2 separate regions of the Homo sapiens genome follow, and region 2 is linked to region 1. The links are chromatin contacts, found by Hi-C or POLR2A ChIA-PET in ENCODE. All regions are on one chromosome and are shown on one strand. Each heading gives the region's core, a stretch centred on a gene start or an enhancer-like site at or near the end of the contact. The rest is flanking DNA. Distances are from core to core; before and after follow the strand shown. Region 1 overlaps PPP2R5E (protein phosphatase 2 regulatory subunit B'epsilon). Region 2 holds the start of SGPP1 (sphingosine-1-phosphate phosphatase 1).

What was found. Hi-C counts contacts between places; a loop is a spot of excess contacts on that map. ChIA-PET counts read pairs that join two places held with the same protein, here RNA polymerase II (POLR2A). Pooled maps may share reads with other maps.
Region 2: a pooled map shows a loop between it and region 1 (4-fold over the local background). The contact joins the promoter of SGPP1 here to the enhancer-like site in region 1. A Hi-C loop is called at or near these places in 2 of 50 pooled maps. POLR2A ChIA-PET finds 5 or more read pairs at or near these places in 2 of 52 experiments (GM12878 and activated T-cell).

What each region holds. Positions count from the first base shown.
Region 1 is chr14:63,511,390-63,514,937 of GRCh38, reverse strand. The region is part of intron 2 of PPP2R5E (protein phosphatase 2 regulatory subunit B'epsilon); the gene reads left to right. Among named protein-coding and RNA genes, the nearest start is that of PPP2R5E, 30 kb to the left of the region's middle. RefSeq lists an enhancer at 1,760-2,049. Within about 2 kb of position 1,942, at least 2 of the 41 ENCODE cell types and tissues checked have a DNase peak (open chromatin) inside an H3K27ac peak, as active enhancers do; they include GM12878, where a contact is called at or near this core.
Region 2 is chr14:63,726,101-63,729,648 of GRCh38, reverse strand. SGPP1 (sphingosine-1-phosphate phosphatase 1) reads left to right here and starts at 1,584. Exons shown (of 3, transcript NM_030791.4): 1 at 1,584-2,388. The coding sequence starts at 1,705. RefSeq lists enhancers at 1,093-1,282, 2,243-2,292, 1,937-2,438 and silencers at 1,493-1,592, 1,883-1,982.

The DNA of each region.
Region 1 (3,548 bases), core at 693-3,192:
GTGAGCTGAGTGACTTTGGACAGATGACCTCACAGCCTCTGTTTGCTTGTCTGTAAAGTGGTGATAATATCGTCTACCTTGCAGGATTCATTTTAGAGGTGATATATGTGAAATGCCTAGAGTAGCAGCTAACACATGATAGGCGCTTGGTAATTGACAGTTGTCATGATATTTCCATCTTTGAGGTCAGGGAAATGGTCAATATTCCATGTCCATTTACGATTGTATTCTTGCTGTCTAGGATAGTGCCCCCTCTCATCTTCGCTGCTTAGAGTACCTGCTGAGGGAAACCCTCCTTTCAGGCAGGAAAGGAATTCTTTGTGTATTTAAAACAGTGCTGATTCTTACTATAGTATCGCTTCTTACTCATTACTTTTTCTTTTCTGGTTTGCATCTTAAATATTCTTCTAGAGAGTCTCTCTCTCTCTTTTTTTTTTAATGAAGAGAGTTTTTGTGTAATGTAGTATAATAAACATAGTTTTAAAGGTAGAGATTTATGATTATGGCTTGCTCTGGTTAGCAGGAAAGGTGTTGCTTTGGACAGAGCATAGTCTGTGAAAGACCCATGAGTATCAAAGGTGGCCAAATGCTTTGAAAGACTCTGGGCATAAGGTTCCTTTTCTGGTTTTATTATCAATCTTTTCAGTTGTGACTGAGAGCTGGCAGTGTCTGGCATGTAGGAGGTGTGGAATAAGTGTTTATTGAATGAATAAATATGATATTCAGATATAAAGATTTAGTGGGGTCTAAATTTATTGGGTAGTATTTATTTGATTAGATTTGGAGAGCGGAAATAGTATACAAACATTAAGTGACTTTTGGTGCAGTCTTGACAATAAAACAAACTCAGTTTCCTGTCATATCTGGGGCTTAGACTGGACAGACATTTGCTGGTTCACAAGAATTGCTGCTGGCATTAACCTGACACTTTGCAGCTCTCCTTGAAATATGCCGTAGAAAACATTGGGCTGGAGCCCAGGACCTAAAGAGCATAGTACCTTTGTGTCTGGGGGATGTGCAAGTGGAAGAGTGAGCTGCGGGAGAGAGTGTGATATTCTAGTCCTTTCTCTTACCCTGGCCCCTCTTGCCTTATAGGGATTCATATCAGCTCAGAGGCCCCAGTTCTGGCTCATCACAATTAATGAAAGATGAGCGCTATATAAGTTTCTCCTCTGGTCTTCTGTGTAGTTTCCCTTCCACTCAGATGGACACCCAGGCTCTCTTTATTTTTGTTTGATGTGTGTTCAGGAAATATAAAAAGCTTATTTTAATTCTAACTTTAAGTAAACAATTAGAAAGGAAAATTTCTGTTTGTTGTTGCAGGAACCCCTCCCCACCTCTATCCCCTGCCTCCCAAGCTCTACAATCTGTTCATTTGTTTTTAATATGCAGGAAGTGAATTTTAGGTTCTCCATGTTTTTATCCCTTCATTAGTGTGTATAATTAAGAGGTAACAGGATTTGATGTGGTTTTCCAAAGTTTTATGTAACATGAGAAGCACACTTAGTGAGTGGTTCATATTTTTGAAAGATTGTACAGTATTTGAGGGGAGATTTTCTTTTACCGGAACCTCATTTTCCAAGTTCTTCATTTTGCTGGGCATAATTTGATAAGACTTAGTCTATCCTTGTCCTTTTTACTTGAGGGCGATGCAGTGTGTATTTTGAATACACCAGTGCATGATCCTGAGGGGCCTTTCTTTGGTGAGTGTATCTTCAGAAACAGAGATAATCAGTATCCATCTTCAGGAATTTTCTTTCTTCCTGAAGACTCATTTCCACATGTCAAGTATAAACTAGGCCTATAAACTCTAGTGAGTGGTTTCATTTAACCATCCAAACAGTTTCTATTTCAGTTCCAAAAAAGGTAATTTTTCCCCCCCAGCCATTAAATAGCTGGGGTTTTTTGGTTGTTGTTGTTGTTGTTTTCTTGGTGGGGGGTAGGGGGGTGGAGAATGGGGTTTTCCACTGCTGCTGTTGGTTCTCTTTGGTGATAGGTGATGAGATGTTTCAGAAATCAAGCCATCTTCATACTAGTTGTTTAAAACTCAATATATAATACTAATGTTAGGTTTTTACAGAGTTTGGAAAGCTTGTGACAGAACATTTATAGGTAGGGAGGATTCTACTTAATTTATAGAGGTAGCTTGGAAGATATGTTTTAGTTTTCAAAATTACAGTATGTGACAATTAACTTTGTTTTAAAAAATTTTTTATTTTTTATATTACATTAGTTATTATAAGTAACAACAAGTAATTTGGAAAAGAGAAATGGCCTAGAAGGAGATACGAGGAAACTTAACACTGGTCATCTTTGGGGAATAGGAGTGGAAGTTTTCACTTTCTATCTTAACATTAAAAAAATTAATTAAAAACAGAAGGGTAGTTATGTGTCTCAAATCTGCCTTTCCAATTAATAGAAAGTAACAACTACTGAGAAGAAAAATGATATCTATAAACATTGGTGATCATCACATTAAGCCTTTGTATGATCACTTACAGAGTCTACCAGAGACTTTCAATACAGCATAAATGCTTTTACTCTTAAGTATTATTTGTGGTATGTATGTTTGTCCTTCTATCCTTCCATCCACCCATCATCTATCTCTACCCATCTATCTGTATCTGCTAAGGAAGAGAAGTGCAGCTTGGTTTCTTTTCTATAAGGAAAGAGCGTAACTGTTCCTCTATCTAGATGATCTTGAAAGAGCATATTATTTTTGATGTTTGGCAAGAGGGTAAAGTACTTAGTAATTTTCAAAAATGGTGTGTGGGACATTGAAAAGATACATTGTATTGGTGTGAAATCTTTTATTTTCAGTGTTCTGAGATTCTTTTTTTTTTTTTTTTTTTTTTTTTTACCGCAGAGTCTCGCTCTGTCGTCCAGGCTGGAGTGCAGTGGCACAATCTCAGCTCACTGCAACCTCTGCCTTCCAGGTTCAGGTGATTCTTCTGCCTCAGCCTCCTGACTAGCTGGGATTACAGGGGTGCACCACCACGCCCGGCTAATTTTTTGTATCTTAGTAGAGATGGGGTTTCACCATGTTGGCCAGGCTGGTCTCAAACTCCTAACCTCATGTGATCCACTCACCTCGGCCTCCCAAAGTGCTGGGATTACAGACGTGAGCCATCACACCCAGCTGAGATTCTTATCTTGGTAATTTTTTGCACAGAGAACTCAGCTCTCTATCATACTACATTTTAATGAGCTACACGGTGATTTATGACTTGTGCTCTTTCCTTTTCTAATCAGCTCATCAACACCATACCCATTCTATGTCAGTTTACTTTAGAATTGAAATTTTGCCTTTTATATAATGCTGTTAGGTGGCTTGCATTCGATTTGGGGGATAAATAGATTTTGAATCAGCTTTTGCTGCTCAACAAACCACTCCAAAACTTGGTGGCTTAAAACAACAGGCATTTATTTAGTTCACCATTTTGTGGTTTGGCAATTTAAGCTGGGCTCAGCTATGTGATGGTTCTCTTCTCCTCTGAGCTCACTCATGAACATCCCGTCAGATGGATAGTCTCACTCACATACATGAC
Region 2 (3,548 bases), core at 335-2,834, 220 kb before region 1:
GTCCCCCAGTTATCTGGGACTACAGGTGTGGGCCACCATGCCCGGTTAATTTTCTTTTTTTTTTTTTGAGACAGAGTTTCACTCTTGTTGCCCAGGCTGGAGTGCAATGGCGCGATCTCGGCTCACCGCAACCTCTGCCTCCCTGGTTCAAGCAATTCTCCTGCCTCAGCCTCCGAGTAGCTGGGATTACAGGCATGCACCACCCCGCCCGGCTAATTTTGTATTTTTAGTGGAGACGGGGTTTCTCCATGTGGGTCAGGCCGGTCTTGAACTCCCGACCTCAGGTGATCCGCCCGCCTTGGCCTCCCAAAGTGTTGGGGTTACAGGCGTGAGCCACTGTGCCCAGCCCTGCCCGGCTAATTTTGTTCATTTTTTGTAGAGGTGGGATCTCCCTATGTTGCCCAGGCTGTTGTCAAACTCCTGGACTCAAGCCATCCTCCCTCCTCGACCTCCCAAAGTGCTGAGATTATAGGCATGAACTACCACGCCTGAAGGAAAGTATTTCTACTGTTTTAAGGGCATGGGACAATTTCAAGCCTGTTTCTTGGAAGTAGTTCACATTCTTTAATTACAGACATTCACCTGATCATGGCGGGTGTGGTGGCTCACGCCTGTAAACACAGCACTTTGAGAGGCCAAGGCAGGAGAATCACTTCAGCCCAGGAGTTGGAGACCAGCCTGGGCAATATAGCGAGACCCTGTCTCATCTCTCTCTCTCTAGGTATATATAAAAGACATTCACCTGACCTGAGGAGTTCAGAGACCTTATAAACTGCTCTAGCTAGAAGTCAAGTTGGTAACTTGTGAGACACGGAAGTTAAGCGTCTAAATTAACGTTACCAAACTCAAAAATCTATACACTGCATTCATTCTCTACATTTATTCTGTGCAAGCCCTCTAGGTATTAGAATCTAGGAAAAGGAAATTTTACACTTAAGAACACCTGTGCTCCCTTAACATATACCAAAATATTTGATAAATGACACAGTATTTTGAATTTGTAGGTGGCTGGCTTTTCTTTTGCAGACCACACCTGTTAATATCACCTGGCCCTGTCTTGGGATCTACATGTAGTCTTGTCACCACTGGTCAATTGGCACATGGTTTTCCGAACATCAGTCGCCTGGGACAGCTCTGTAATTACTTGTTAATTACTTGAGTCGAATGATTCCGAACTCATGGTAGTTGCTTCGCCTTCATTGATCATTCACCATTTGGTTCTGTGCCAGCAGGATGCCCGGCTGCTTGGTCACAGGCATTGCGCAAGCTGGCACCGGGATCGTGGCCTCTTTAAGTCAACTTCTGGCTGAGGGAATCCGGCGACACTAGCCCGCGGAGAAGAAGGGCTGAAGGTGGAGCAGGGGGACACGCCGCGTCCCACCAGACGTACGCCGCGACGCCTGCTGGTGGATATTACCCGGGACCTCAAAGCGGCCGCCCGCCGATCCTCAGCGCCAAGCCACGGCCGGATGCGCTCAGGGCGGACCCGCGCGGCCCGGCCCCTCAGGGAGCCCGGGTGGGGGCGGGGCTGGGCGGGGCGGGGCGCGGCGCGCGCGGGGCGGGGGCGCGCGGCCTGTGGCGCCGTCACCCGGCAGACTCCGGAGGGTAGAGCGCTGTGCCGGTTCCGCTGCCGCTGGCCAGGAGCGCGGGGACAGTTCGGGGCTGCGCCGGAGGCCGGCCCGCCTTCCCGGGGGTTCCGTTATCATGTCGCTGAGGCAGCGCCTGGCCCAGCTGGTTGGCCGTCTGCAGGACCCGCAGAAAGTGGCCCGTTTCCAGCGGCTGTGCGGGGTGGAAGCGCCGCCGCGCCGCTCAGCAGACCGGAGGGAGGATGAGAAAGCGGAGGCGCCTCTCGCCGGAGACCCTCGACTGCGAGGGCGGCAGCCAGGGGCGCCTGGAGGCCCCCAGCCTCCCGGGAGCGACCGCAATCAGTGCCCGGCCAAGCCGGACGGCGGCGGCGCCCCCAACGGCGTGCGGAACGGGCTGGCGGCCGAGCTGGGCCCGGCCTCGCCGCGGCGCGCGGGCGCTCTGCGCCGCAACTCGCTGACGGGCGAGGAGGGCCAGCTGGCCCGCGTGAGCAACTGGCCGCTCTACTGCCTGTTCTGCTTCGGCACGGAGCTGGGCAACGAACTCTTCTACATCCTGTTCTTCCCCTTCTGGATCTGGAACCTGGACCCTCTGGTGGGCCGGAGGCTCGTGGTCATCTGGGTGCTGGTCATGTACCTGGGCCAGTGCACCAAGGACATCATCCGCTGGCCGAGGCCCGCCTCGCCGCCCGTGGTCAAGTTGGAGGTCTTCTACAACTCTGAGTACAGCATGCCCTCCACCCATGCCATGTCCGGCACCGCCATCCCCATTTCTATGGTCCTCCTCACCTATGGCCGCTGGCAGGTAGGGTTCCTTCTCGTCCTGTTCAGCCTGGGGGAGTTCAAAGAACTCGGAGTTCTCTTTGCTCTCTGCATTTATTTTAATTCGACCGTTCCCCTCCAAAGCCTCTCTTTCCACAGGTTTTCACAATACTCGCAAACAGGCCCTTTCTGGGTTTTGAAAAATTAAGTGATTGGGGGAAACTGGATACTTAGCCGTTGAATTCTATTTTAATATTAAATTCCAATTTAATGCCTTAGAACCCAAAGGACACACTTTTCCTAGAGTAATACATTGTCATTGGGCTTTGGTTGAGTTTTTTAAACGGCTTTAATTCTTGTAATGCACAGTGGAAGTGAATTTTTTAAATAATCGCTATGTAAACTAAGACCCAGTTTCACCGTAATATATGGTGCCTTCTTCCCTAAAACTGTTTCAGAAAGAGGTAAAGTCATTAGCTTTACCGTGAGACAGTGTTTACAAAACGTTAGTGTAATTCCAAAACAAACATGCTAGTTCCAAGCAATGAAGTAATCGATTTTCATCGAAGTTCCCTTTATGGAAGTTAATGGAGCACAGGGTGAGTTCTGTTTTTAAGGGGTGTGGTTGCTACTTTGCTGATAAAGTTTGATTATCTTCTGGATCACTAATCTGTAGTATCTAACAGTTGTTGAGCTACAACTGTAATACTATAGTGTTATTGCCTCATTAACTCTAAAAATGCATGGTTTAAAAGTTATTCTTAAAGATAGGGCTCTTGATCAAACTAGTGGGTTTATAAAAATGGCAAATATGACAGCAGGGTCAGCCTGACAATCAGGAAAATTTTTTTTTTTTTTAACCCTCTCTGAAAACTGCCAAGGGAAGAGTTTTTAATGGTAATCGTTTTTATTTTGCTTACTTCTTTTGGCCTTCCAATGTTTATCTGTCTTTGAACTGTAAGATTTGTTAATCCTGCAGACCAGTCCCTTATTTTAAGAATAAAGTGCGTAATTGTGGAGATTCTAAGGAAACAAACTTCCTCTATTTTTTCCCCCTTTACTTCACAAAATCATTTTACATTGAGAAATACACATTCTGTGTAAAACTCCATTATGATAAGCTTACTTATCCCACATTAAATTTCAGTGTAGATAAAATTTCGTCCCCATGGATACTTCTGTGTAGTGCATCTCTCTTACAGT